2 separate regions of the Homo sapiens genome follow, and region 2 is linked to region 1. The links are chromatin contacts, found by Hi-C or POLR2A ChIA-PET in ENCODE. All regions are on one chromosome and are shown on one strand. The core of a region is the stretch at or near the end of the contact, and the rest is flanking DNA. Distances in the headings are between cores, read along the strand shown. Region 1 overlaps TBC1D14 (TBC1 domain family member 14). Region 2 has its middle 17 kb from the start of TBC1D14.

Region 1 (3,036 bases), core at 127-2,626:
AGCCCTGAGGGCGGTTCTTTCTGTAGACCTCTCTGGGCTACACACATTCCATTATGGATTTGCTCGTTTCACACCCACTGTGTGCTGCTGTTACACATCAAGAACAACAAAGGTTCAAGTCACAGATTGTCCCACAGACCAGGGCTGAACAACAGAACTTCCTGCATGGTGGAAATGTACTAATCTGAGCCGCCCAACGGGGTGGCCACAAGCCACATGTGGCTACTGAGCGCCTGACTGGCCAGAGTGACTAAGAAACTGAATTTTCCATTTCGGGTAATTTTAACTCAATTTAAATAGCTACATGGGGCTAGTGGCTAACACACTGGACGGCAGTTTGATATTCTAGTAACTAAAGCACCAGCTGCGCCCCAATATACGACTCCAGGCAGCCAAAAGGGATGACTCTGCTGAGCATGCGTGAGGTGCCGCGGGAGCCAGGGGCACAGGCCGCTGGTGCCCATTTCTCAAGGAGCCTGGTGTAGGTCGTGACGCCTGAAAAGCAAGGCCAGTCCCCGCCGGCCTCAGGGCCTTCGTCTCCACTGTGTCCTTCGGAAGAACACGCTTCACCCGCACACCACTCACATCTTTGCTCAAATGCTGCTTTCCCACCAAAGCCCTCCCTGACCCCCCTGTGTAAAGTGGAGCCTCTCCCAGCTTTCCCATGCCACCTCCACACCACCACCCCACCCCCACCCCTCTCCTCAGGAACTCTGCCACAGGACTCACAGCCTGGCACTGAGCATCCCTTATCAGTCTCTGCAGTGTGGTCTCAGTCGACTATCTTGCCGTTGGGTGCTTTGATTTGGGAGAAGTGGGTGTGTTGACCGTTACATCCCCAAGACTGACGCAGGTATGCTGACCACTACATCCCCAGGACCGGGTCCTCGGGCAGATAATCTCTAAGAAAAGGGATGACGTCTGAATTCAACCATCTGGCAAGCACTTGCTGAGTTCTAATGAGCACCAGCGTACAATAAGTGAGAGGCAGTCCCTCGAGGGGTGCGCATGCTTCTGGGGGGGACCTGGTCGGGTGGCATTGCGCATGAGAGGTGCCCCAGCCACAGAGCTGGGAGTCGACACACAGCAAAGGGGGCCATTCTTCCTGGGGGGGGCTCCTGTGGATTCTTCTCATTTATGCAGCAGGAAGAGGCAGGCAGGAAAACCATTCCAGGAGGGGTCTCCAGGCCTGCAGGAGGACAGCAGGGACTACTGCTGATTCCAGAAGGTTCTTCCTGCTGGAAGATGCCGAGACCGCCTGACGCAACTCTGCATTTCACACGTGGGAAAGCTGTGTCTGCAAAGCGACTTGCCCCAGATGCAGAGGGAGTGGGTGGCAGAGCCAGGATGCCGTCCACTGCTGATGAGGAAGAGGCCACCGGCTGAGCCGGAGAGGGTTTCACTAGCATCTCTTCCCCATGGTGTCCACGGTGCTTTCCCATGCAGCACTCAGGCCAGCCCACAGAGCCTGGGGGATGGCGCCGCTGCTGCACTACTGCACAACCAGATCTCCACTCCTGCAGCCGGGACGGATACTCTTCAGAGTGCGGCTGCAGGGGAGGAACCCAATGACCTGAAACAATGGAACACTGGGCCCCTGGGAGGCCAGCCCGAGCCACAGCCCCTGCACAGCTGTGGTGACAGACATGCTCACCCCGGCATCTCTCCTGTGCCCCCTGGGTGAATGCGGGATCCACGAGGCACACAGAAGGCCCGCGAGGCAAGGCTGGTCCTCTCATGGAGGCTGGAGAGGGCTTCCTGGCAGTGGCTAAACATCTGCAGAAATGATCTAGGGATGTGGATCCTCAGAGAAGCAGTGAGAAGGCGTCCCTGAATGAGCGAGCCCCACCTCTCTGCAGACCTGGTCCTGGGGAGGGGGAGCTGCCAGGCTGGTGCCTGGTGGGAAGGCCAAGGGGACACCTGCTGTGGGCAGCCAGCTGGGAGTGAGGCTGGGATCCCCTGGAGAGGGCCAAGGACTGAAGAAGAGGAAGTGGCGCCTCACGCTCGTGTGACCACGATCCCTGTTCCTCCCAGATGTTTCCTCTTGGCATTGACTTCCCCCCTTGCTATCCTGGCCTGGCCCTCTCCAGAGGAGCATGTGAGGTTATGTCCACCCAAGGGCAGGGTGGCCGAGCATGGCACCACTGTCTCATGCAGCTCCTAGCACTGGGGCCACCAGGCAGCCCCCAGAAGAGGGATCTGCACAGCCAACAGTCAGGGCTGATCCCCACGGTCCTCCCCCAGACAAGCTCTCCCTGAGGATGGGGTGCTGTTCACAAATGGGGAGGCTCTTACACCATGGGAAGAAGCTGTGTCTCGGCAAGGCCAGCCCAGCAAAGTAGCGCCCACCACCACAACGCCCGGGACGGCACTGCTGCCTCCCTCTCCCCACCCAGCACCCGGGAGGAGTGGAATGAAGACCTCCACTTCCTTTCTCCAACACTCCTGGACCAGGCTCACCAGATGCGGCTCAATCAGCAATGCAACGGCCCCGGGGGGAGCCTACGTCAGACGTGGTGGAAACTGACCCTGCAGGTTCCACTCCCAGCCGGCTGTGTGACTGGAGCCTCCCCGCCCACACGGTGACGACCCCCCACTACCCTCCAGGCTTCAGGGTCTCCATCCTGCTTCTCTAATCCACCCTCCTTCCACCGCCCGGAGAATCCATGCCCCAATGTAATCACCCTCACACGTCCCTGAGCCCTGCCTCTCTCTCCCTTCCCTGTACACACTTAGCTCAAAGACAAGCCTGCCCTGCACGTGTACCTGTGCAAAAAACATGGCTGGAGAAAGACGCGCAGCACGCTGACTGGTCCCTGATCACCTGGCAGGGCCCTTGCTGCCCCCCAGCAACGCTTCCTTCCCTCTCTATCCATTCTCCCACACGCCTTGATGGCTTTCACACAGCTTCCAACCCAGCACACCATCCCCACTGCTACAACCCCAGGGTTTGTGCCCCCACCCAATTCACATGTTGAAATCCTAACCCTCAGGTTGACAGTATTAGGAAATGAAGCCTTTGGGAGGTGACTAGGT
Region 2 (2,879 bases), core at 286-2,785, 47 kb after region 1:
CCGCTAGCCCAGTGTTTCTCTAACAGTGTCTTTTTACAGTTTGTTAAATCTGGGTCCAAAGGCCACATACCGCACGTGGTTTATGTTAGGGTTGCACAGTGGTGAGACCTGGTTTTTTTTTCAGTGTATTGCAACGATGACTTTGCTAATTCCTCGTGTACAGTTACAAAGGGCCTTCCCTTCCATGAATGAGTAACCAAACTCACTGCCACGCTGGAGCTGGGGTGGGTGATCTCCATTTTCTCCAGACAAGGACACTCAGGGCAGAGGAGGGCAGTGGCCTGCACAGGACCCCAGCTCAGCCATCCCTGCACCAGGCCAAACCCATGCCCAGTCAGCAGCCCAGTGCTCCATTCACATTTGTACAGTGAGCTCATCCAACTGTGAGAAGGAAGAAAATACCATGGTGATCTTCTTTGAAAAGCTACAGAATTTCTAGCAGATTCTCTGCTATGCATCAGTGGATTTTTTTTCCCAGACCTGTTCAACAGGCAGTATTTTTTTTTTATCATGATTTGTTTTTTTGTTTTTATTTATTTAGAGACAGGGTCTCACTCTGTCCCCCAGGCTGGGGTGCAGAGTCTGTCACGGCTCACTGCAGCCTTGACTTTCTGGGCTCAGGTGATCCTCGTACCTCAGCCTCCCAAGTAGCTGGGACTACAGGCATGTGCCACCGTGCTCAGCTAAATTTTTTTGTATTTTTTGTAGAGATGGGATTTTGCCATGTTGCCCAGGCTGCTCTCCAACTTGCGGGCTCAAGCGATCTTCCTGCCTCAGCCTCCCAAAGTGCTGGGATTACAGGTGTGAGCCGTGGTACCCAGAATGCACCAGCAGATTCTGAAATCCCTCACCTCGGAGACCACTGCTTGCCCAGGACACAAATGGTGCCCCTGCTTACAACGTTTTTGTGCCCCCTGCTGCCTCCAGGGTGAAATCCAGATGCCGCCAGGAAGCATTCAAGGTGCCCCAGCCATCCCTCTATTCTCGTTTCTTCCCACATCGCCATACCCATCCCAGCCAAACCCAGCTGTGACACTGAAGTTCACATTCTGATAGACCATACTTCTGGTATGGCTTGAGCAGCTGATTTTAGGGGGCACCGAGGAAGAAACTGGCACCTGTGGAGCACCCATGTGTGCCAGGCCCCTCAGTCCCGGGTGCTAAAACTCCAGTTTTACAGAGGAGAAAAGGGTGGCTTGCAGAGGGCGAATGACCTGCCGAAGGCCACACAGTGGGAACCAGGATTAATTTCGAGCCAGGCACTCTGGCGCCACACACTGGGTTCTTCCTGCTCCCTCCTCCCACAGGGCTGGGAGTGGGGCTTGACCCTGGAAAAGGGGAGGGGGTGCATTTCTGTCAGCCAGGGCTCCTCCCGCCACGCCCTGTTCAGCTTCACAGTCCCTGGGAGGCTGTGTCCCCTAGAGGTTTCCGCTGCTTTCTTTGATCTGCAGCCACTTGCCGGAGAGCTGGACGCTGCCAAGAAGGAAACCACACACTGTCAGTGGCGCATCTGCAGAGTCATGGGGTGGAAACGGACCCTTCTGTGTCTCCTCCAGATGAAACGCGTCACTTATTCTGCAGGAAGGGCTGCACCCTGAGTGTATAAACCCTGACTGTGCCTCCCTCCTTGCCCACCCTGCCCCACGCTGCTGGTCAGGACAGAGCCGGGAGCGGCCTGCTGACTTCATGAGGCTCCTGGGGGGCCACCAGGCTGGGGAATTTGGGGGCAAGATAATGACACATCTTCTCATGCAGAGAGTGGGGCTTCAGCCCAAATCCCTCAAACTCCTGAAAAGTGGAGAAAGAGGGTGCAGCAGGCAGGCTGGGGAGGCCCTCTGGAGTTTATCTAGGAGAGGTTAAAGAGGAAGTTGTGATGCTATCATTGCCAGAGAACTAGAGCTGAGGGAGGGTGACTGATTCAGAAAAATAAAATGTATTACCAGCATCAGGGTTAGGGCCTAGTACGTAGTAGGTCCTTGATATATGTTATTGAATAAAAGTTTCCAAACCCTGTATGTAACAGCTTGGGGCCTAACCCTGGAGAGGGGCTACGGTGACTACCTCATTCTTCTAAATACTTTCAAACTGGGCCATGGAACTCCTTGCTGCCTAGTCAACAAGCTGAAAGTAAACCTTAGTAACACAACCCTTGGACTATGATAGAGTTTGGACATTTTGTTCCTGCCCAAATCTCTTGTTGAATTGTAATCCCCAATCTTGCAGGTGGGGCCTGATGGGAGGCGTTTGGGTCATGGAGGTGGATCCCTCGTGGCTTGGTGCCATCTCTGCAATAGTGAGTTCTAGTGCCAGCCGGTTGTTGAAAAGTGTGTGGCACATCCCCTGCCCCCACTTCCTCCTGCTCCGGCCACGTAAGACATGCCTGCTTTAGGCTGGGCACGGTGGCTCATGCCTGTAATCCTAGCACTTTGGGAGGCCGAGGCAGGCGGGTCACCTGAGGTCGGGAGTTTGAGACCAGCCTGACCAATATGGAGAAACCCCATCTCTACTAAAAATACAAAAATTAGCCAGGCGTGGTGGCACATGCCTGCAATTCCGGCTACTCAGGAGGCTGAGGCAGAAGAATCGCTTGAACCCAGGAGGCGGAGGTTGCGGTGAGCTGAGATCATGCCACTGTACTCCAGCCTGGGTGACAAGAGCGAAACTCTGTCTCGAAAAAAAAGACATGCCTGCTTCCCCTTCCCCTTCTGCCATGATTGGAAGCTTCCTGAGGCCTCCCCAAAAGCCGAGCAGATGCCGGCATCATGCTTCCTGTAGAGCCTGTGGAACTATGAGCCAGTTAAGCCTTTTTTTCTTTATAAATTACCCAGTCTCAGGTATTTTTTTTGTAGCAGTGTGAGAATGGCCTAATACAGGGTGGC

What was found. A loop is a pair of places that touch in the nucleus more often than their neighbours do. ChIA-PET counts read pairs that join two places held with the same protein, here RNA polymerase II (POLR2A). Pooled maps may share reads with other maps.
Region 2: a map of CD14-positive monocyte shows a loop between it and region 1 (4-fold over the local background). The contact joins two enhancer-like sites. A Hi-C loop is called at or near these places in 12 of 168 maps with a recorded cell type or tissue (CD14-positive monocyte, CD4-positive, alpha-beta T cell, CD4-positive, alpha-beta memory T cell and 7 more), 11 of 37 single-sample maps with no recorded cell type and 17 of 50 pooled maps. POLR2A ChIA-PET finds 5 or more read pairs at or near these places in 27 of 52 experiments (AG04450, BJ, CD4-positive, alpha-beta T cell and 21 more).

The regions. Positions count from the first base shown.
Region 1 is chr4:6,937,403-6,940,438 of GRCh38, reverse strand. The region is part of intron 2 of TBC1D14 (TBC1 domain family member 14); the gene reads right to left. Among named protein-coding and RNA genes, the nearest start is that of TBC1D14, 29 kb to the right of the region's middle. RefSeq lists enhancers at 1-120, 1-261, 262-839 and a silencer at 1,553-1,602. Within about 2 kb of position 1,376, at least 9 of the 41 ENCODE cell types and tissues checked have a DNase peak (open chromatin) inside an H3K27ac peak, as active enhancers do; they include CD14-positive monocyte, where a contact is called at or near this core.
Region 2 is chr4:6,891,012-6,893,890 of GRCh38, reverse strand. No RefSeq gene overlaps it. Among named protein-coding and RNA genes, the nearest start is that of TBC1D14, 17 kb to the left of the region's middle. RefSeq lists an enhancer at 717-1,273. Within about 2 kb of position 1,535, at least 17 of the 41 ENCODE cell types and tissues checked have a DNase peak (open chromatin) inside an H3K27ac peak, as active enhancers do; they include CD14-positive monocyte, where a contact is called at or near this core.